3 separate regions of the Mus musculus genome follow, and regions 2 and 3 are each linked to region 1. Evidence: chromatin loops called from intact Hi-C (ENCODE). Cell type or tissue: left cerebral cortex. All regions are shown on one strand.

Region 1 (8,000 bases):
TTCCAGAAATCCTACCTGGCTTTTAGAGATGTCAACCAAATAAGCATATCTCAGTATCTCAGAATCACTCATCAAATTTGGCTCACTCTATTAAAGTCCTTCTAGCTCTCACTAGGTTTAAGTAATAAAGGCTCCTCCATTCCTATGGGAAATCTTTTATTTGGAGAGGGTTTCACTATGTAGCCCTGTTTATCCTCAATCTCCCAGTCTGTCTGGACGTGCCCACATCCTGCACTTCCAGGAAGAGTTGAGCAGTACAGCAGAGGTCTGGGTGCCCAGGAGCTGATGGGCAGCGGGCGTCCTTCTCAGACGGAGGCTTGGTGTTCTACGGATGGACCCAAGGAATTTCCTCATGGTGCCTCTCAGATTCAGATATAAAATCTTTTAGTTACTCCAACCTTAAATCGGTACCAACCATCACAGGGCCGGGCCTGAGACTCCGCAAGTCACTGTGATGAAGAGACTTCGATTCTTGCTGTTATTTGGTTGGCACTTGGGAAGTGAACTATCCTGACTACTGAGTTCCAAGGCCTACCCTATATGCAGAGGTTTTGCAAAGGTGCCATGATATTTCCTGATACGTTACAAAGGGAAGTACAGAACAACGTGGATGAGTAAGTTCCAGGACAGAGGAGAGAAAGTTGAATCCCTTGAGAAAGAATGAAAGTGCTCTAGAACCACACCATGGCATAGGCAGCACATTCGGAGCTCCACTAAAATCTACTTTTAGAAGTACTGGAATGGAGAGAGCGACAGAGACAGAAACAGAGAGAGAGAGAGACAGAGAGAGAGAGAGTTAGAAGTAAACATTATTTCTGGGAATATCTTTCTTTGGAACTTTTCCTAAAAATACAGTATACGTAATCAATTTATTTTTACAATTTCCCACTCTCCCTTTCATATACAAGATAACAATAGCCTAAATTGTCATGAGCTGTTTCTGGTCAGAAGCTGGGAAATACTAAGAGTGTGGCAGTACTCCTAGCTGTCGCCTGCTGGTTATCGCCCTGCTGGCCTTGATCATCTAAACTGCTCTGTCCTCACCTGTGCTCACTGGAGATCATCTCTCCCCAGCCAGCACCGCAGAACTAAACTCTCACTCAAGATTGATGAGATCAATGCATTCTTTCTTTTTGATTGATTAGTTAGAAAGCAAGAAGGTTTAGGTTTTACAGTAAGTTAAATAGAAATGCCATGATCATAAACCCTGAATTAATTGCCTAATAACGGGATGAAGGCAAACAGAACCCAGCAGTCATGGCCGTCCATCTGTCTGATGCCCATCTCCGGCACTTCCAGGAAGAGCAGCAGAACAACAGAGGTCTGGGTGCCCAGGAGCAGAGGGGCAGCGGGCGTCCGTCTCAGACACAGACTCAGCATTCCAGGTCACGTGCGGAACTTCGAGTGAGTCCTCTTAGGTTAGGAAGGAGAATCTTTCCGTTACTCTGATTTTAAGTACAAAACCAGTAGTTCAAAAGCTGGCACATGGCACAAGCCCTTCCACAAACTGTTAGGGACGAGTTGAAAAAGAGTAAATAAACATTACTTTCAAAACTCCGTGGATTGTAATCTGTGAGTCAGTCTGTCCATCCATCCAAGTATTACCAACAACTCAAGCCCCTTTTTCTATTTTATACTCTTTTCTAGCCATGCAGATTCATTACTAATTAGATTCACTTCTCCAAAATCAACAGACAGTATAAACGAGTGAGCAAAGACAGGGCAAGCAAAGACGCCATGGACGCCTCATCTTAAATACACACAGAACCACATGCCCTCAGGACACCCAGAAGCATGGCCACCATGCTGTAATTAAACCTGAGAGGCCACGGGAGCCTGCCTCGGGCCAGCACAGCATGCTTATTTCAGATAGATAGCGCAAGGGGTGGGTACCCAGGGAACAGCAGCATCCTGCAGGACTGCCCAGGGTCAGGGCAGTCTCACTCACATCCATCCCAGGGAGAAAGCTAAAAGGTTTGAGCACAGCCTTCGCTGTGCAGCAGAGAGAGGCCAGATGTCCCACAGGCAGGGGGCTGGGCTGTCAATCTCCACTCTGTGGAGGGAGGGCTAGCAATGAAAGGCAGGTATCATCTTAAGAGGAAGCATCCGTTAGTAGACTGCAAAGACTTTACAGACACCTGAAGAGGTGGCTGCTAAGAACCCCAGGAATGGCAGCACAGAAGGAGAGGACCTGCTGAAGGACGGGAACCTTTCCTCAAAGATGAGGGAATGAAGAGCCATGGGAGACAAGGCATAGAGGTTGAAAACCCCTGAGTGTGTATTTGTGGTCACACTCCCAACTGCTGACACTGAGGTGTTTAACAAGCAGCTGTTCCACTTAACGGCTCCGGCAACGCAGCCAAATGTTTACAGAGTGACAGACATGTAGTTTGATCAGCAACACTAGCTGGCTTAGGATGTTCACGCTGCCTTAAAAATGCCTTGGGCATTAATTTTTCACGAATAAAGGATTTTAAAGGTCCATCAAATGTCGATGCTTTCATAGGCGAGGGACTTTATAATCAAACTCCGCTGTCAAGTAGAGCAGGTTAGAAAGTCAGACTTTACCTGAAAGATAGGCGACTTTTTCCTTCAGAATTGGCAAAACATCCATAGCTTTCATTTCATCATTTTTCCGAAACCCTGAAAGACAGAGAGAAAAGCGTCACCAGGCTGCCTGACTGACAGGTAAGGCCCATGTTACCCAGTGCCAAACGTCAACTGTCATCATAGCCAATGAATCAATTAGGGAACCTGTCTGTCCCTGTGTGAACACACGAGACTGTCCCCAGCATTTTCTTCTATTTTAGTGCTGAATAATGGTCATTACACATGCCCAGAGACAGTGCCCCTGAAGACTCTAAGCCATGCTAGCCATAGTAGCTTGTCCCCGGAAGACACAATATGTAATCAGTTCCAATCATTTGCCAAATCTTCCTTTTAACCTTGTGGAATTTAGGTAACTGCCAGAGAAGGCTGCAGCATTGGCATTGGCAGCTTTTTTTTTTTTTTTTTTTTTTTTTTTTTGGAAAAGTCTGCTTGTTGTAGCCCAGCAAAGCCTCTAGAGGGAGCTCGATGCCTACTCTTAGTCTCCTCAGCCTGGTTAATAGCAGTACTTGCCTGGCACACAGAGGGGCTTATGCACAGCCCACACTGGCCAGTGCTCCCTCCTGGCTCGCTCCTTCTAAGCTTTTTGGGTTATACCCCGAAGAAGAGCATCAATGACTAAGCTAGCCTGTTGCCACTCCAATTTCCGAGGTGGCCAAGGCCATGGACTGAAGAACAGAAAATCTTAGAAAGCCAGGGAACAATTTTCAATTTTACGAGAGGCCAGAATACTGCCTACAACTTAGGACAAGCCAATGCGTAAGTAGAGTGAGCTGCGGCCTAAATATGCCCAGCCCGCCCACCAGGAGAGCACCCACCTAGGAACGTGGGAGAAAGATTTTCTCCCTCGTGCTCATGCCTTAGGATACTCTAAGGGAGGTCACCATTCTAGGGCTGAATGCCCATTACAACCAGAGCTGCATCTGCCATCACTAACATACTCTCAGAGAAACACAAGACAGCTCCCCCAGGCCTGGTTTTTTTTTTTTTTTCCTTCCATTTTTGTCAAATAGTACAAGGAAAAGATCTGAAACATTATTTTTCATGTTCACAACTGGTAAAAGATGTGGTCTAAGTAAAGAGTATTAAATAAGTGGAGTTCTAGTGTGCTCACTGGCCCAGTTCTCATATTCTGATAGACAGTCTCTCACCAGGCGGGCACGCTGTCACACAACTGTAATCCCAGCAACGAGGAAGCTAACACAGGAGGGCCCTTAGGTCAAGGCACCCGAATTCAATCAAATCCGGGGATGTGCACTTGGAGAAGCGCATGATGTTGAATTCACTGCTCTAACTTTATTCTGGCTGGTGGAGAGGACAGAGCCCAGTGTAAGGCCAAACTAGATTACATGCTCAGGACTGCACTGTGGTATGTGAAACCGAGAGGAGAAATCTGGGAGAAAGAGTCCTCAGACTAAGTATCAGAGTCAGTGGCCCAAGCTTCCAGCTTTTCCCAAGCCTCATACATGAAACACAAGTTCCCTGTGGCCCTTCTAAAAAAAAAAAAAAAAAAAAAAAATCAAGCATCTGAGCCAGGCAGGTGGCAATAGCCACCTTTAATCCCAGCATTCCTGAGGCAGAGGCAGGCAGCAAGGACCAAAGCCCTGAGAGGACTTCTGGCATGACCCAGCCAGGGAATAACAGACTTGAGCCAGAGCTCAGGTCTTCAGGTCACCAGGCCACTTCACTTTCTAGTGCACCAACTTTTCTGTGTGAACCGCCATGGCTGTGTGCTGGCAACCCACCAGACTGAGAAGCAGTTCTGGTTTCTAGATGGCAGATACCCGAGCCAGAGGGCTACAATTTCACCCCAGTGCCTCCAGAGCTCTTGAATAAATTCAAGCTAATCTCAGCAGCTCCCCATCCATCGAGGTAACTCAGTACCACTTTAATTCAGTACCGCTCGTGGTAAAGATGGCGGTACAGCTAAGGCAGTGGCGTCAGGCTGGTGACAGCCTGTAGCCAATGCAGATGATGAGAAGGCTCATAAGCTGGGGGATCCCAGTGAGAATGGAGTGACCTGCAGCTATAGGTCAAACCTAAAGATGTCTGACAAGAGAAATCCTTTTCTACTGTTCAGGGTCGCGAACAGACACGTCCAACAAGCCAATGTTCACCCAGGTTCTTGTCTATGCCCTAGAGAATACTTATGAAGTCAGAGTGTGCAGCTGTTTAAAAATAATTTTTCTTAGAAATTAAAAATAAACAGCTTTTTGCTATACTCCATGGGTTCTGGACTACAGTACAGAAAGGCCAGATACCTAAGACTTCCTTGGCTCGTGAATTAAAAGGCTTTAGGTTCTGGGTTCAATGGTCTTCTCCTGGAGGCATTTCTTCTTGCTGGGATTACAGGAGGTCACCCACTACAAACTCAGTTAGAAGAGATCCCTCTGAGATTCTTCACCATATCTCTGTCCCAGAGACCAAGGAGTAGCCACACTTTTACTTCTATGACCAAGAGGGTCTGCGGATGGACAAGGACCGCACAGAGAAGTTGGTGAGGTTAGAAGAGGGTGGGCAAAAGGTGGGCAGCAGGCAAGGAAGGCAACCACCAAGATCAGGGGCATTTAGCTGTGCCCATTTTCTGAACGTTTAAGTTACATAAAACCTACAATAATGTGAGCAGAAAGGTAAGGAAGCTGGTGTAGGCTTTCATGAACCACTACTGTGGGGCACGATGGGTCCCAGGGAAGGAGTGATTGACAAGCACTACTTTCTGGGTCAGGCCTACAATGTGTGTGCTGAGGATGCTCATGAGAGGGCATTTGCAGTTAGGCCTTGGTTAGCAGAGGGATGACTGTGTAAAGAGAGCTCTGGGAAGTTCTGGCTTCAAGTCCACTCTCCCCTTCCCTCCTTCCCCTTCTCTAAATGTGCATACGTAAATTAAATATCTTAATAGTTTCATCTAAGACAGCTCAACCCTGATGTTAAACAACAGAGTGGATCGTGTTACATGTTTACAATGCTATCTGGCCAGGAGCAGTAAGCCTGGGATAAATACTAAGACCACGCCACCGAATGTCTCCTGTTTCAGAAGCTGCCAACCATGCAGCAAATGGATAGCCTCCATCTTCCTCTCACTCGGGGAACTCGCTTTAGACGGAAGTAGGTGCGAGTATCCAAACCTCTGAGTACCGGGTGAAAAGGAACAAACTACCAGAGTCTGCGTCCCTGTCCGTCGTCCCCCACCCCCACCCCCGCCGCCGCTCGCCCAGTGTCCTCCAGGACTTTCTATTTCAGTCTGTAAAAGATCAGCTCTGGGTATTTAGCCTTCAGTCACACCATGATTACAGCTGTAAGAGGGAAAATTACCCTCTTTGCTCCAGGAGGAGAGATCCCACAGTTGTCTCTGACAATGGGAAATCTTTTGGGTGAATGGGGGTGGGGGGAGCTGGAATGTCAACAACCCAACAGCGCAGTGGTCAGATCAACTGTGCCCTTTTGGTCATCAGACTCTGTGTCAGGGCTGCGGTGCCACTCCAACAGAACCGTTCCCAGCAAGCCACAGAGCTCACTGACCACCACGGTGGCCTTCCATTTTTAACATCAACCAACAATAAAGGAGCAGCAGCCCTCCATCTTGGTTGCTCCCAGGAGGAGCCGCACCACGGGACATCTCCAGGTTGTGTGAGCGCTCACTCATCACTCAGCTCGTTGACCCAATAGCACTTTCCGTGTACATGTGCACAAAGACCTAAGATGAAGCTAATTATCTGAGGTAAGGGTAAGATTTTTGGTGCTGGGAAGATGGCTCAGTGGTTAAGAGCACTGACTGTTCTTCCAGGTCCTGAGTTCAATTCCCAGCAACCACAACAACCATCTGTAATGGGATCCGATGCCCTCTTCTGGTGTGTCTGAAGACAGTTACAGTGTACTCATATACAATATATACATATATACATATACATACATATATATGTGTGTGTGTGTGTGTGTGTGTGTGTGTGTGTGTGTGTGTGTGTTAAAAAGAGTAAGTTTAAAACTAAAACAGCTTCTTTTGGTAATCCACTCAGGACCTCTAGCAGATTTTAATCATTTTGAATTTCACATAATCATTCGCTGACTTAATTTTTTTTTCTTTTAGGAAAACATGGTATTTAAGAGCCCTATTATTCCTCCACAGATAGAGCTCCTGATAAAGTTGCCCGTGTGCCTTGTTCTGAATTGTCTGTCAGTCACCCACAGACTGCTTCCCAGCCACCTCGTAGGTCTCAGAGCCTGTCAGCTACCCCCACCTTACATTTATTAAACCGAAAAATCGCCTGTGGGAAAGACTGAAGCATGGCTGACGGAAGCACAGGTTATGCTACAAGTAAGACTAATAACTAAGGCAGCGTTCTAAAGCAACCACAGCAAAAATGTTAAATAGTAAGCTGGTAGCTGCTCTTACTGACGAGCCTTGGTGGTAATTACCGAATTTTACTCATTAGGTAATTGGCAGAGCTCCGGAACACAAAGGGCAGGAGATAAAACTCCACATCTGTGCGGTGGCCCCGCCCTCGCACTGCCGGCAGAGAGGGTGACGTCACCCTGTCTGAGCAAGCCGCTCCAGCGCAGAGCCTGCAGGATGCTGCTCCACTGCAGGGAGGCAGTGCTAGCGAGGTGTGTGTGGTGGGGGTGGGGTGGCCGTGTAAAGCTCACGCCAGTGTCACAGGAAGGAAGTGTTTTAATGGATCGGAATCTTCTGTGAATGCATTTAATTATGGAAGAATGTTAGAGAACAAAGGTTACATTTTCACCAGAATGCTTACTAAGATATAAAAAAATGCAAGCACAATCAACTGATGCTTATGTCATTTTTTACAAAATTATATGACCCCAGATTGGACACGAGGATGAATCACATGCACCGGGAATGTAGATGTGTCCACAAACCACCACATGGAAATAACGACAAAGCGGATTCTAATGTTTAGTAATAACCACCTGATTGGCTAACTCATCCTGTCTTATTAGTGACAGCCTATAACAGCACACAGTTAAGAAGAGCACAAGCTTTACTGACTCAAGGAAACGTCAACATATAGCTCTGGCTTTTCATTTCTTACCCACAAAGTATACAGGACAAGCTGAACTGCCAAAGGATGAAAGGCTTGTTAAGAGTATTACAAATGCCTTAAACGAACGAAGAAATCAGTAGACTTTGTTGATGTTTTAACTATGCATTAATGGTACATTGGAAGTTAATTCATAATATATAATAGGCCAGTTGTCCAAAGGCATTATATTGTATAACGGCTATTATTATATAGTGGTTATTATTATAAAAGGGGTTCCAGCTTCTTCTAGTTTCATAAAATAAAAAGGAAATATGGCCAAGGGCACCCTTAATCTTCTGATCCCAGACCAACAAAGAAGCAAACAGAGAAATTGCATTTCTCTGACTAAGTGAT
Region 2 (8,000 bases), 190 kb after region 1:
ATAGCCTTTGACCGTGGTACATGCTGCTGCCAAGACACCTGATATAGCTTCTCCCTTCCCAGGGGACTTTATTCCAAGATGAGGGCACAGGACACAAATGCCTGGAGCTCTCATTTCAGTTACAAGGTGTGATCTGAACTATTTACTTCTACCCTCACCTGCTGAGCCTCCATCCTTCTGGCCTCCCTTTCTCTTTCCCTTTCTGTTTCCTCTTTTATGGTGTTTACTTTTTTATCTGTTTTCTGATGCATGGGGTTTGCCATCCCATTCCATCATATGTTCCTTCTCACTATTCAGTCTGATATCTGGCTTCAGGTCAGGAGCGATCATTTTCCAAATGTGTGTAGGCCCTTTCCCGCCTCCTCACCATTGATCAGGGAAAGCCAGAAGGTAGCAAGACTGAAGATCCAGTGATCCTTGATTCCTGCTAAAGAAACTCTTTCCATGAGACACAGGGGAAACAATTCACTCGAAACATACACATTTTTTTAGATTATTCTTGGCTTTTACTTAGTAGCTCTGATGAAAGGAAGTGGTCCCTGGCAGGAAGCTTCAGGGATGGCCCCAGGAAGGGGAGGAAGTGAGTCTGTGTTTTTGTCTCCTGCTGACCTTCCAGGGAGGCTTCTACTGCCCTCAGTCAGCTCCAGTGCTTATCTGAGTCCATTCTATTCCCCCGGAGTCCGGGAGTCCCACTTCCTTATGTCATTTCCTGCATCCTCTGGGGCCTCCTGGTTCTTCTGCAGTCTCTGCTCATGACTGAGATTCTGGACGGTCATTGCACAGCCATCCTCCTACCTCAGGTTTTCCATGCTGTTAAGCTCAGGAGTCGGTCAGGTGGTTGATCTGTGGCAAACCTTGGAGGCCTGAGGAGTCACAGGATCTGCTTTAGCCCACGTGGCTTTCACTGTTCCCCTGTAGGCAAGCCATTGCAGTTATTCCTTGAAAACATGAAACAGCTGCAAAATGTGTGGACCCCACGTGCGCTAGCACTGCCTTAGCGTCTGTGATTATTATTATTATTATTATTATTATTATTTTTTTTTTTTTTTGCGTCTGTGATTATTATGGAGTGGGTTCATTGGTCAGAAGTCTATCTCCGTAACCACAGTAGAGCCAGTATGGAAAAGATTTGCATGGCTTCCAAGAAAACATGAGTGAGAAAGAGAAGATAATTACTGCTTTGAGATAATTCTTCCTTTGCTTAATAACTCGCAATGGATCCATGACCGCTCAGTTTCAAAGCTCTTCTTAATCTTACATGTTTTGTGCTGCCTGCACTGTCACCTGTAGAAATAGTTCTAATCCAACAGCTTCTGAGTTGGCTGTTGTAGGAAGACTGATGAACTAGTGGAGCTCTGGGTCTATGGACAATGTCAATGGGGGCTGGGCATGCAGAATTTGATTTAAAGGCGACAAAGAATCTGTACTAAATCAAGAGATTGTAATCACCCACATATTTCCCACATATTGGCTCAGACCTCTTAGAAAGAACATAAAGGGGGCTTTAATAGTCAGGTAGCTATATCCTTTGCCTGTTTTAACGAATGGAGAGATCTGAGGCTCCCTGAGGTTAGTGCTTTAACTAAGCCTACACAGCAGCATTGTTGAGAATAGACCCTGGTCTTTCAACTGGAGAGCAGTCTATCCCAGGGTTCCTTGGTGTATATGATTATGGCAAGTCACTAGGCAAATACAATCTGGGAGGAGTAATATCTAAACTTCACCATCCACTCCTGAGGTTAGTGAGTTGTAGAAGAAGAAAGGGATTTGCTTGTTCTAGGGCAGCTCCATCCCGGAGAAAATTCCTCATGGATATTTTAATTTCCTAGCAGCGCTTGTCTTAGTTACTTTACTATGGCCATGAAAAGACAACATAACCAAGGGAGCTATAGAAGAAAGAGTTTATTAGGGCTCACACAGTTCCAGAGGGTTAGAGTCCATGGCCATCATGGCAATGAACATGACAGCATGAACAATTTGTGGGAGTCAGTTTATTTTCCACCACGTGAGACTTGGGGATCAAACTCAATGAGGTCACCAGGCTTGGCAGCAAGGGTCTATGCAAGGGTCTATACTTGCTGAGCCATCATCTTGAAGGCCCACATAGGAATTATGTGATAAGTGTAATTTAACGTACTGGTTATTATTTTAATGGAAGGTGTTGAGCTCACACTTTTGCATAGCCAAAGGAGTTATCTTACCTCTAAACTATATTCAGCTTCAATATAAAAGCTATTGATGATCTATTTTATATTATATGCTGAAGTTAAACTTTCATAATCTGGAAGATATTTTAAACTTTCAGCACCTCTTAACTTGGAGTGGCCCCTGATCCCTGTGCATGCTGGCCCCCAGCTGCACAGTATAGTGCTAAATCGTCTGTCCTGAGTAGTCATGTTTGTTATCTGGCCTCTGGATTCCTGTGATAAACTCCTATATTGAAAGATTCAGAGAAATCCCCATTCTTCATAATTGTATAGCTTATTAGACAAACCATATACTACCAGGGCGACAGAAAGAGGGTGCCCTGAATAGCTGTGAAGGAACATGCATTCCCCACCCCTTGACTGGCAGACAGAGACAAGAGCTCACTTTAGTTATAGATTTCCTGAAGTCATGGTAATGGGAGGAATCACTGAATGTCCTGTGGTGCCCAGTGGGCATGAAGAAAGTTGCAAGAGACTTGAGAAAATAAAGTGGATCTGTATCCAGAGGTGCTGGTGTGGAGGACCTGGAGTTTGATGCAGGATGAAAGCAGTCTTGTCAACTGTGCAAGTAAGAAAAGAGTCAATTAGCTTAAACTTCAGAATTCAACTTTGTATGAGACCGGGAAAGAGTTCCTTGGCACAGGGAAAATGTCGCAGAGATGTGTGTGTGTGTGTGTGTGTATGTGTGTGTGTGTGTGTGTGTGTGTGTGTGTGTGTGTGTGTGTGTGTGTGTGAGTGCTTTGGGGACATTAAAGGCAGCATAGATTTATCCTATCCCAGAGAAGTCTTTGGTGGAAGAGTGTAATGAATTAACACCTGCCTGAGCCCCATTAGCTCCAGAACCCAATAAAAGATTAAAAATTGTTGGTTGTAAAATATCTAGCTAAAAAATTGTCGCAGATCTCTGGGTCACAAACCTTAATGGGGAATACCAGAAACCCAAACGTTTAGTGGCTGCAACATAGAAGGAAATGAACTCACATCTGATTTACTTGGAATTTAAGAGAAAATGTAAGGAAAGGAATCTTTCTCAGAAGTTCTTCTTCATGCTTTTTACTTGAAAAGGACTAGTTTTCCCTGAGTGTACATCTGAAGATGCTACTGTTTCATCTATTACATTAAATCACATGTCTTTAGCTGGACTTTATGTTGTAAGATAATGCTACTGCAAAGCAGCTGCACCACATATAATGACAGCCATTCATTTCCTGCTTGTCTCTTTTAAACTGGGCAAATTGAAATTTTCCTATTTTTAAAAACCAGAGTTTTCACTAATGCTCCTCAGACACAGCTGGGTGAGACCATTTCAAGCAATCAAGAATCAGGGTCTCGAAAGCAGAGCGTGAGTGTGTCCACAAGATAAATTTTTATCCTTAAGATGGACACCTTTGAATTTTAATTTGAAGTCATCCTTGTAGAGGTACAGTTTATGTACAACAAAATGTATCTATTTGGGGAATACCATGTTATGTGAGTTTCGAAAAGTTCACATACATGTGTAACTAGCACCATAGTTAAAATTCCAAATTCCATCATCTAGAAAATTTCTTGATGGCTCAGGGTGGTCACTATTCCTTCAATCACTGGAAATTAATTTTTAGCTTCATGGTTTCCAAATTTTGCCATGGCCTTCTGGCACACTCCAGAAAAACTCAGTGTACCAAGGATATTTCATTTCATTTATTTAGTGAGCTGTCTCTGTCTGCCTGCCTGCCTATCTGTGTGTGTGTATGTGTGTGTGTGTGTGTGTCTGTTGCCCTCTGTATGTATGTGTATCCAGAAGATAAGATATAAAGAGAGGGTCCTTGAGCTGTCCTTGAACTCAAGTGTCCCCAGGTACTGCTGGTACTAAGATTTCAGGGATGAGTCACCATGTTCAGTTGGGTGCTTTAAATGATTGAGGAAAACACTGAGGCATCTGCAGACATAAGAGAACTATGTCAAAATTCCTTACGACTTATTGATTCACTAGGAAAAACTGTAGGGTATAACGTTTGGCTTAGGGTCACTAAACAAGAGTTACTGAGATATGCATGATGTTATTACATGTGTGAGGCTTGCTTTCTTTCTTTCTTTCTTTCTTTCTTTCTTTCTTTCTTTCTTTCTTTCTTTCTTTCTTTCTTTCTTTTATATTGCCAAGAAGTATTTTTGTGTAGAGATGAACACAACCTCATTCAAGACAGCTACTGAAAGCATTCGTATTCAGATCTTTTGAATAAACATGCGTTCACTTTTCTTGAGTAGATATGTAGCTGCAGAATTCCTGGGTCATATGCTAAGTGGATGTTTAACTTTTTAAGAACCTGCCAAACTGTTTTCCAAAGCAAATTCCCACCCCCAGTCGCTCTACTTCCTCACCAGCGCTTCAGTGCCAGCCTCTTTAATTTTAGACTCTAGTGGGTGTACGCTGCTAGCTCGCTGAGCCTTTCTCATTTGCATTTTTCTGATGACTAATGATGTTGCGAAGCTTTTCATGTGCCTGTTGTCCATTTGCATATCCCTTTCAGTAAAGTTTGTGGAAATCTTGTGCCCATTTAAAATCTGAGTGGTTTGCCTTCTTATAATTGAGCTATAAACATTTTATACGTTCTTAATACATGCCCACGGAGGGGAACGCATGTATGGAAATTTCTATTCTTGGGTGGCTTGCTTTTTCATGGTCTCCATAGTGTTTGTTACAAAGGAGGAGTCTTCAGCTTCCATGAGTTGAGAAAATGTCTTTGACGGTTAGTGGTTCTGTTTGTGTGTGTGTGTATCCTAAGAGCTTTTGTTTACTGTAAGCTCACAATGATCTCTCTCTCTCTCTCTCTCTCTCTCTCTCTCACACACACACACACACAATTTTATAGTCTTAAACTCTTATAAGTTCATGACACACTTGGGTTAGGTTTTTTGTGTGGCATGAGTGTGAGGTAAGGATACAGATCTTTTTTCTTTATGAAGCTGAGTTGGTCCAGCAGCCTCTATCGAAAGGCCTAGCTTCTTTCTGCTGGATTCTCTGTTACTTTACTGGAGCACTAATTAATCCCATCTGTGGCTCTATTGCTAGACTCCTTCACTTCCATTCTCCTTGACTGTCCTCTGTCATTTCTGTTCTCTTGATGACTATGGCTTTCTAGTGAGTGTTGAAATCCAGGTCATATAACTCCTTCAACTGTGTTCTTTCTTTTTCACATTTATTTTGGCTGAATTGTAAGCCCTTTGTAACAGGTCTGTACCTTTTAAAACAGTCCAGAATCTCTGGGATACTATCTCTAAAACGGTGTCCCTTGCTAGTATATAGGCCAAAGCACAGAGCAAAATCAACCATATCTCCCAGTCCTCAACTGTTACCAGGACTCAAGACACGTGGCAGAGCTTGCAAATCGGATGCATTCACATGAATCTTTGATTCTAAGTAAAGGGAGGTAAAGAACAGGATGGGTCTCTTCTATGTCCTTCAAGACAGGCACGACAAGCCAGCAGTACATTGATACCTCCTTGTCACTTGTTCCAGGGAATTCCTTCTGAAGCCTGGAACCCAGCGTGCCTGTTTGAGTCTTATAGACAACTCACTCCCCATTATAAACTGACTTTTATGATGGGGATACAAACTTCTTTTCTTAACAAGCAGCTACTGCAGATTCGATTGCTCTCGTTCAAAACCCCCAGCAAAGTCGTAGAGTCAACCTTGGTGCTGACCTGGTACCCTTCCTCTCTCAACACCAACCACTCCCCGAGTGTGAAACCTAAATCTGTCTGCTGTGTCCCTCCCCACTCTCCTGCCCAGGCAGACCACCATGGTCTCTCAATTTGAGTTTGGCAATAGCTTCCAATGCAGTGGTCCTCAACCTCCTCAATGCTGTGACCCTTTAATACAGTTCCTTATGCTGTGATGACCCTCAAACCACAAAGTTATTTTTGATGCTACTTCATAACTATAATTTTGCTACTGATATGAATCATAACATAAATATCTGATATGTAGAGTCCCTGTGGGAGTTACAACTCACAGGTTAACTGCTGCATTGGTGCAAATCAAATGTCGTCTATCTATATAACAGAATTTAAAATTTGCTTCAAGAAGAAATAACATTTAAATACAGGCTAGAACTTGAAAGTCATGCTAAATAAAAGCAGCAGACTCATGAGACCATAGGGAAGTATCCAGGATAGGTAAGTCCATTGAGATGGAAAACAGGGTTCTGGTGGCTGAGGGTGGGGAAGTGACTACTGGTGGAGCATCTTATGAACACTCTCTGGATGTGGATGATGGTTGTGCAATGTTATGAAGGCATCAATGACTTGAATTACTTTAAATTTGTTACATATATATCATCATCATCATCATCTTAGAAAAATCCATTCCTGATCAGGACTATGATAAGGAAATAATTTTTCAGAGCTATTCCCACCAAGACCCCCCCCCCCCATAACCCTTTCTTATCATGGCTCACCTTGAGCCCTTTTTTCTTTTCAGGAGAAGCACCCAGCTGCTATCGTCTGATATGTGAGGTCTCCTCGCAGACTTATGCATCTGAACACCCGGTTCTTGACCAGATGCTCAGTCCGGGAGGTGTGGAACCTCTAGGATAGGTTCCAATTGATAGATTTGGGACCTTTAGGATGGGGCTTGGAAGGTGACACGGTCTCATGTTGTGATCTGTGTTCTTTGCTTCTTGTCTACAGCTGTGATAAGAGGTCACATAGTTATATACTTCCATTTCCGCCACTACGGACTCTGCCAGAACTTCCCCACAGTCGTGGACTAAGACTTCTGAAACCTCAATAAATTCTTCTTCCCCACTTTAGGTTGTGTACTGGCTAGTTTTGTGTCAACTTGACACAGCTGGAGTTATCACAGAGAAAGGAGCTTCAGTTGAGGAAATGCCTCCATGAGATCCAACTGTAAGGCATTTTCTCAATTAGTGATCAAGGGGGAAAGCCCCCTTGTGGGTGGGACCATCTCTGGGCTGGTAGTTTTGGGTTCTATAAGAGAGCAGGCTGAGCAAGCCAGGGGAGGCAAGCCAGTAAAGAACATCCCTCCATGGCCTCTGCATCGGCTCCTGCTTTCTGACCTGCTTGAGTTCCAGTCCTGACTTCCTTGGTGATGAACAGCAGTATGGAAGTGTAAGCCGAATAAACCCTTTCCTCCCCAACTTGCTTCTTGGTCATGATGTTTGTGCAGGAATAGAAACCCTGACTAAGACAGGTTGCTTCTATCAGATCTTTTTGTGCAGCAAGGAGAAAACCATTTCGCACAGTATCTTTCTTCGATTTAACATTGGTGTGTGTAGGGGGCTCTAAGTATCCTAGAGACCACGGCTGTCCGTGTTTACCTTCAGCCCCCATCGGCTCTAGCCTCTGCTCACTGCTTAGTAGGACACTATTGCACTCTTCTTGGCTGTGTCTGTTCATCTTTGCTGACTGACTGAATTTAGACTCACCTAAGAAACACACCTGAACGTGTGTTTTTCCAGGAAGGGTTCAAATGCCAAAGCGATCCTTGGCTTGCACGTGGACAGCAGCACCACCTTAGGGGCTGGGGTGCCAGATTGAATGAAAAATGGAAAAAGAGGGATCTGAGCATTATCAGTTGTCTGTCTGTCCTTGCTGGCTGTAGATACAGCATGTCCAGTGGCCTCAGGCTTCCCGTGCCATGCCTTCCTAACATGGTGACGTCATCCCTTCTCAAAATGTGGGATTAAAAGTCCACATTCATTTCTTCAGTGCCTTTTGTCAAGGCACACATCCTTCCATCACAGATATGTGAAAGACGTATAATTTATGGGGCTAATGGGACGTCCTAAGTTG
Region 3 (8,000 bases), 100 kb after region 1:
TGGCGAAAAGTTCAGAGAGTTAAAAGAGCATGGGGGGGGGGGGGGAAATCAAGTAACATCCCACCTCAGTGAGTGAGTTTGCAATGTCTTGATGGAAGACTCCTTACTTTCCTCTGAAACAGCTTAGCTAGCCGTGACACCTAAAAAGGAGCGACCAACACACACTAGCACAGAGCATCCCCACTCCCCTGCCCCCAAGCTTTCCTCCTCAAAACACTCAGGGTACCAGGGACCTTCTTGAGAACACAATCTCTGTTTAGTACGTGAATGACCACAGCTTCCAAGCCTCAGAACTCGAATCTGACGCCCGCCACTTCCTCGGTACTAAGAGAATAAATATCAAGAAAAGCTTCCTCATCCTCCATATGAAAACCATCGCATCAACGCATAAAAAAAGCTTGCATGCTGCTCCCTCCCAAGGTGACACACTCACGTTGTCCTCCCTCGGTAAGCGTCGTCCTCCCTCGGTAAGCGAGGAGCTGCAGAGGCACCCAGAATGAGACTTACTAAGAAAGAAACCCCAGCGTGGTGGCCTCAGAAGAACCACAAACCTTTGTTCTCCACACGCATTCATTTAACGCCAACCAAAGCATGCCAGGCAGGTTAAAAATAATGCATTTATGTAAGTGCCCCCCCCCTCCCCAGCCTGTGCACACAGTCTTGCAAGGTTAAATACGGAGCTCTGAAAGAATGATTTACTGCCACAAGGACAGGGACCCAAAATAGATTGGCAATAAAAGTGATTGGTCCCAGGGGCGGTGAGAACTAATGTAAGCAACATCCTGGCCATGAGAGGCATCCAGGAAGGAGCACCGGTGTCCTATCAGACTTCTCAGCCCTGATCCCATCCCTACCCAGCTGCACTCTGGGAGAAAGTCACAGGAGCTCCCTGTAAGTCTGACTCCCTATCTGAAAAAAAAAAAAAAAAAAAAAGCTGGTCCAGCTCCAGTCTGTGACAGCTCTTTGTTTTGGTTTAGTTTTGAAATTTTCCTCATCTTTTTTTTTTCAGTGTCCCATTCTGAACAAAGAAAGGTGAAGTTCAAATTCCACTGACAAACAACAACAAAACCAAAAACCCTGATGGCTGCCTACTCAACCCACTTCAGCACCAGTCAGCTTGCCACTGTAGACCAAGCCTAAGTATAGTTGGTCAGGATTGCCAAAATGAACAAGGAACTTCCTTTAGTAGAGTGTTTAGCAGAGAAGGCCACAGCAGCAGAAGAGGGGAGAGCCTTAGTGGGACAGGTGTTGGGTGACTTAGTCCCCTTTTCTGTTTATTCCTTTCTTGCTTCTTTACTAAGCTTGTGCCTCTCTCTCTCTCTCTCTCTCTCTCTCTCTCTCTCTCTCTCTCTCTCTCTCTCGGAGCCATAGACTAAAACTGGTACCCATGGTTGGATGAAAAGGAAACTATGCCCTGGGACTTCAAGAGAGCTGAAAAAACAATGTGTGGGTACCCACAGTTCTGAAGGAACTAAACCTACAGAAAGAAGCACTCCCCAAGGGCAATCTCCTCCATGCTCGGGGTAGACATCCAGTCCCCAGCACCCACCCACCTGAATGCAGGCAGGTGGCAGCCTCTCTGCTGAACACACACCTCCACCGATGGGGTGGGGGAAGTGACACAGTAGCTCATTCTATTTTTGAGCTTCTCTGTTAAAAAGTTCTGTTTGAGCTGATAGCTTGTCCCTTCCATCCAACCATGGGTACCAGTTTTCAGTCTATGGCTACAAAAATAAAGCTTAATAAAGAAGCAAGAAAGGGATAAACAGAAGAGGGGACCAAATAACTACAGCTACAGGACTGAGAAGGAAAAGGTAAGCAATAGAACGTGCCCTGAGGACCAGGCTCAGGGACCTTGGAGAAGGTGCCTTGCCTCCCAGTCAACAGGGACGGATTTTCCCTGTCTGCACATCCTGAAGACAGAAGAGATGGATCTGACAACTCCTCCTTATTCACAGTCAATCAAATCTTTCCAGGAGGGCTCCTACCTGAACTGATCTCTTTCCAGGAGGTCTCCAACCAAGGCCACCCTTAAAACCATGATGTCTATGCTTCAAACTGACCAGCCCCTAGGTATCCTCTGCTAGACACACCAGCCTACATGCCAACCACTGAGATCTGGGGCAAGGATTCAGAGTGGAGGGTGAAATGAAATTCTAAAGGGGGATGGGACAACTCTGAAACCAACTGAAAATCTGCGCTGGCTCCTTCAAGTCACTTTGGAGGTGGAATAAAGGAAACAAGGCAGTAAGCGGCTTTACCTGATCAGGAACTCTAAAACGAACGAGCTACCCAGGACTACGAACAGTAAGAGCAGAGCCCAGAGTGAAGAGAGGCAATCAAGACCAGCATGTCTTTGGAGAATCTTGGAAACAAGTCATTCCTGAACTGTGCATTAAGCCATAAGGGGAAAAAAAAAATCCACCTCTAGGACGCAAGAACATTGGGAAGATGAATTCTGCACAAAACCATTTAGTCTGTGACAGGTGATGGAAAAAAAGAAAGAATGGTGGCTTTGGGCCATGCCTCCAGCCAGTCACACACTAAAAAATAAATAATACATTGTTAAAAACCGTTAAAGCTTTCATTTGAAGGAGTTCATGTCTTTCTAAACCTCAGCTTTCTACAAGGCCCTCACCGGAGAGGGAGAGCTGGAAAGAGCACACTAAACCCAAGTTGACACAGTCGAGACGGAACGTGTCACTTCTCTTCATAACCAATCGGTTAAGACGAATCAAAAATAACCCTGCCAGACAAAGATCAAGAAGACAGAACTAAACCAGGTGTCTAACGGCCCAGAAGTTATCTGCCTCGCCCAAGGCTGGTCGCTTCAATTGCTAGCTCCTAATGACCTGGACTGCGGCCCTGATCTCTTCCAGTTTGGGACCTGACTTTGAAAGAGGCCACTGAGACCCTGAGCTGTCAGCCTCCCGCGCTCACCCCGGTGCAGGCCGCTCACCAGACCCCGAGGCTCTCCGTCCTCCCGGAGGCGGGCAAACAGCCTCCCCGCGCCCTCCCTGGCCCGCCCGTCCGTCCGGATCCTGACCTGGGCCGCCCTCTCTGGCTCTCCAGCGCGGAGTCTGCATCCTCACTCCCAAGCCTGGCCGGCCAGGGACTGCTCTCCGAACTGCAGGCCCCCGGCCGCCGCTGCCCTCCGCCGCCTCCCGGACGCGCAAGCAAACCGGACTGCACGCAGGGACGCGCGGACGCGAGCCGGGCTCGCGCGGGATCTGGGCCGGGCCGGGCTTGGAGGAGGCGCCGTTACCGGGGTCCCCGGGACGCCCCGTCACGCCCCCTGCGCAGCACACCAGCGCCCCTCCCGCCCGCCGGGCTCCGGGCTAGCCTCCTCCTCGGCCACCTCCGGCTCGCCAGAGCGGACCCTAAACTGCCCCTCACTGCCTCCAGGTCCACGCCACCCACGCAGTGCCCGCCAGCCCTGGTCCCACGCCTCTCCCAAGGGCCACCACGGTCCCAGATGTCCTTCCCGGGCCTCCCCCAGAAACAATGGCTCGACCCGACCGCCGCCTCAGCTCGGCCACCGTCCTCGGTTCCTGGGCTGAGGTGCGATGGCTGCCCCGTTTCACAGAACCGTACACCAAGGCTGGATGACAGGCTAGAGCCCCGAGTCGGGACACTCGCTGATAATGGGGTTGGTGGTCCAGCTACCAGCGGCCCAAAAGCTATTACAGGGCAGAGCTGCTGTCCCCGGTCCCGGTGAGCTCGTCCTCCGGGACACCGGCCTCCGCCCACGCCGTCCCCGCCGCCGCCTCCTCGGCCCTCCAGCAAGAGACAAAGAGCCGGCGCCCCTACCCGCGGGGCCGTGGCCGCTGAAACGGGAGGCCGAGGGGTGTCTAGCCTGGCACGAGGGGCGAGCGCCGGGAAAGCGAGTGAAGGCGCCCGGGACGAGCCGCAGCACAAGGGCGGCGTGGGTAACCTGACACGCCGGCGTGGATCGCAGAGCCCCGATGCGGCGACAGGGACGAGAGCGCGCAGGGCTATACCGGGCCGGAGATCCGGGCGCGCCGGGCCGGCCGAGCGCGCGGGGCAACCGCGGTACTCACCGGATCGGAAGAAGGCCGCGATGTCGGCTAGGTCCTTGGCGGCCTCCTCGGCGCCCTCGCCGGCGCCGCCCCCGCAGCCGGAGCCCGCCGCGCTGGCCGCTGCCGCGGGGCCGGAGGACGCGGCCGGGGCGGTGGCACCGCCGCTGCTGCCGCTCATGGCTTCGGCGGCGGACGAGCCCGCCTCGGGCCCCGCGCCCCTAGCTCCGCGCACCCAGCCGCCTGCGCCTGGCCTGGCGGCGCCGAGCACCCAGCTGCCCGCGCCCGGCGCGCGGACGCACAGCCCCGGGGCGGCGGGCGGCGGCGGCTCGGCCCGAGGAGCGCGCCCACATAGACGAGGACACCGCCCGGGAGCCGCGAGCCTGGCGCGGAGCGGGCGCGCGGAGCCACGGCCTCGGCGTGGCCGGCCGGGGCACGGGCAGCGGCGCGGACACGCGAGGGCGGGGGCCGGGGCTGCGAAGCTCCGCGATCACGAACGCCGGCGGCAGCAGCGAGCCTCCATCTTGCTTTCCGACGGGGAAGGAAGGAGGGGGAGGGAGAAATCACGGCCGAGGGAGCCCGGGTGAAAGGAAAGGGAGAGCAGGGAAAGGAGAGGAAGGAAAAAGAGGGGCTTCGGGAATTTCCGGAGAGCTTCGTTAGCGGCCGGAGCGTGGGCTCGGCTGGTGGGCGGGGCCTTTTGTGGGCGGGTCCTGGAGGGGCGGAGCCGCGCCTGGGAGCCCGGAGGGCGAAATGGAGTGGCTGAGAGAGAACGTGGAGCGGGCCAGGTCTCCTCCTCCAGGGCTGCTCCAAACCTGGGAGGAGCAGGAACAAGTGTGACCGAGCCACACTGGCCTTCCAGGACGGGCACTGCGCCCCCTGCCAGGACTCTCGCGCCTGCACTGCAAGCGGTCCTAGCGCTGGAGCGTTTTCATTATTATTTATGTCACCCGCGGGGCCGAGCGACCAGGATATGGAGCTGGTGTGGCCTTCGCAGGCACAGCGCTGTCACTGGCATGTAGAAGGGGCGGGATAATTGTTGAATGAGCAGAGAGGCAGTGAAAACAGATTATCTGCTCTAGTCTACCGTCTCCTTGTATGTAAAAAGCAGGCGCGAGAGAGGGGGTGCTTGCGGGGAATCCCCATCTCCCAAGTGTGCTGGGTCCTCAGGCTACCCAGATGTAGTGGGAAGATGATGGAGGCAGGGGAGACCAGAGGAAAGGGACTTTTAAAGAAAATGTACGTTAAATCAGATGTGTGGAATATCAAATTCTGCTTTATGTCACGGCTGCAAGATGAGTGCAGTGAAGGAATGGGCGCCGGGTAATTGAGAATCACATGCAGGAGAAAACAGATCAACAAATTCCATCAAACTACACCCCGCACCTATGTTTAACGGGAGAACGATGATTAAGTGACCACCAGATCTTTTCCCCTTGGCAGTCTCAGACAAGCAAGGGAAAAGGGCTAGAAGGCTTGGTTTCGGTCAGGATGAAGTTTGAAGACACCCATAGGAATTTGTGTTCACCTTGCAATAGGTGTGTGTAAAGATCTACAGCTGTGTGCTTATATTTTGGACCGCATGATAGTACATATGCCTGTATTTTCTTGCTCTGTCAATTAATTGGCCCTGGAAACACCTAGCGTTTTGATGACTGTCTCTCTGCCTCTCATGTGTGCCTGCACGCACTATCGACATTTGTGTTTTGGGTCTGTGTTTATATGAATACAAGAGGTAGGTACCCAGTGTCTAACTCAGTCATCCACTTCTCACCTTAGTTTTTTTGGAGCAGAGTCTCTCACTGAATCTGGAGTTCCTTGGTTAGTTAGACAGTTGACTAGCAATACATAAAGATCCTCCCATCTCTGCCTCCCTAGTGCCCAAGCTGCAGTAAAAAGCTGGAATACCGAGGAACTGAATTCAGGTTCCCATGCTTGCAGAGTAAGTATTTTACCACAGATGGAGCGTTTCTATGGTTCTCAGATCTTGTTTTTAATACTTTCCTCCAATTAAAGGAATTCAGGCTCTTTGGGAAAATGGGTGATTCTGGTAGTGGGGCAGGAAGTATTTAACATGAGCACCCTGTTGTGCCAGAAGGTAAGGAAATGACTTCCCAAGGGGGGGGGGGGGAAGCAGCACAGAAAAAGATTACCCAGGACACAAAGGAAACAGTCGAAAGAGCTCTTCATGGCCCAAGCCAGAACAATTTCAGAAAGACAACATAGCACTGTTTGATTACAAGCAAAAAAAATAAATAAATATTTTTGAGTCCATACTGATGTAAAGGAATAAGCAAATGGGGTAGAAGTGACAAAGGCAGAAGTACAAGTAACTTAGGTAGAGATTGTCCCGAGTGAGACAGAGCAGAACTCCCCTCTCGCAGGGTACAGGCTGCACACTACCTTCCAAAGAGAACAAAACTGGTAAGGAACTTTCTAACAGAGAAACCATTACTCTGCCCCAGCCCGTTGATCAAGGTGAACTTAAGAATCAGTAAGTCACCTTGACACTGTGTTCTAGATATAATAAAAGTGGCAGTGTTCCTCCCTGTGCCTCCCCTCCAAAACTCCAAGCTCCAAATGAAGATAACAGCATCCTATGAATGAGGCACTTCCTATAAATTACCTCACCAGCACTCTCCCAGACTTTCAAGGTCAGCAAAAATAAGAAAAGGCAAACAGATAGTTGTAGAATGCTGCGAGAACCATGGGATGGTGTTAGAACTCAGTGCAGTGTGGTGGTTTGCTCGTGTTGTTTTGTTCTGTGACAGGTTTTCCATCCATGGCCCAAGCTGGCCTTGAACTCTCCATTCTCTTACATGGGCCTCCCAAGTACGTTTACTAGATGTGTAAGTACAAACAAATCAGTTGTGTGCCACCACATTTGGCTCAGTGTAGTGGTCTTGATGGGTCTCAAAAGAACTCCTGAGATTTAAACTGAGTAAATCTGAATAGCGTGTTGGGGTATTAGTCAATAACACCAAATCCATAGTAAGCGAGAAACTAGACCTGGGGTTCATGGGAGCTCTCTCCACAACTTCTTAGTAAATGTCTATCTCATTTTAAGATTAAAAAGTATATTTAAAGCTTACTTTTAATCAGATGAGCAGCCTCTTACAAAAGTAATTCAAGTCAGCAAGTCCACAATCTCACAGCTCTTCAACTCAGGTGTGTTGACGATGCTTCTCTTAATTCATATCGATAACTTCTTTCTCTCTTTACATAGCTCCCAGAGGCTTCCGAGTGAAAAATATAGATAACGTACCCGATCCTTGAACATGAAGAACCATGCTGGCATATCTGTTCCTGTAACCTGGACATCCTGCCTAGATGGTTGGCATTGTTGAGGCCAGATTGTAGACATTGCTGAGGCTACATTGTGGGCATTGCTGAGGCTGGTCCTTACTGTGTGCCTTACCCACTCATGGGAACTTGGGTCGGCTGGCAGCCATCAGGGGAAATACTCAGCTGCTCACTGTGGTGCTCAGTCCCAACCCAAACCCAGAGTCTTAGATCCTCAAGACCTCCTGACACAGGCTTTCTTAGAGGCTCACTTTAAGACTTAACGCTACCCATCTCTACCCGCAAACCCCATGAAACAATATTTATCCTTTTTGAACTCCAGTATTTTTTCATTTATTCTTCTTTGTCTATTAGCTTCGGTGTAGCCTTTCTATTCTTAAAGAGAATGGCTTTTAGTATCCAACAAACTTCTCTTTTTCAGTTCTCCCTCCCAGAGATTCTAAAAGCGTCTCTTAAAATTCAAAGCCAGTGCCAACATTTTTCTTTGTATCCTTCCCATAATAATTCCCACCTTGGGCTGGTATATAAAACTGTGGAGAGAAGTTTAAACGTTGAGGGAAAATGAAGATGTTTTGAATGAGAAGGATATATTAGATGGTCTCATGCTGACTGACAGCTTGTTGGTGCTGAACCTAGGAAGTGACAGATGGGGAAGGCTAACTC

What was found. A loop is a pair of places that touch in the nucleus more often than their neighbours do. Peaks named below come from ENCODE experiments on the same cell type or tissue, not always from the same donor. Only the 100,000 strongest peaks of a DNase experiment are listed, where the experiment ranks them.
Region 2: a loop joins it to region 1, with 3.0 times the contacts of the local background. A loop is called at or near these places in 2 of 42 quality-filtered maps.
Region 3: it touches region 1 in a loop (4-fold over the local background); 23 of 42 quality-filtered maps call a loop at or near these places.

The regions. Positions count from the first base shown.
Region 1 is chr15:27,916,649-27,924,648 of GRCm38, forward strand. It overlaps Trio (triple functional domain (PTPRF interacting)), which reads right to left. Exons shown (of 57, transcript NM_001081302.1): 2 at 2,569-2,643. Among named protein-coding and RNA genes, the nearest start is that of Gm29975, 74 kb to the right of the region's middle. In left cerebral cortex, CTCF peaks have their summits at 3,061 (motif pointing right) and 7,174; DNase peaks (open chromatin) are centred at 3,116 and 7,124; H3K4me3 peaks cover 962 bases; H3K27ac peaks cover 1,096 bases.
Region 2 is chr15:28,105,513-28,113,512 of GRCm38, forward strand. No RefSeq gene overlaps it. Among named protein-coding and RNA genes, the nearest start is that of Gm31458, 43 kb to the left of the region's middle. In left cerebral cortex, no CTCF peak of the experiment used is centred here; a DNase peak (open chromatin) is centred at 4,615; H3K27ac peaks cover 289 bases.
Region 3 is chr15:28,021,279-28,029,278 of GRCm38, forward strand. It overlaps Trio (triple functional domain (PTPRF interacting)), which reads right to left and starts at 4,570. Exons shown (of 57, transcript NM_001081302.1): 1 at 4,062-4,570. The coding sequence starts at 4,218. In left cerebral cortex, a CTCF peak has its summit at 4,905; DNase peaks (open chromatin) are centred at 509, 2,380, 3,345, 3,677 and 1 more place; H3K4me3 peaks cover 4,013 bases; H3K27ac peaks cover 3,490 bases.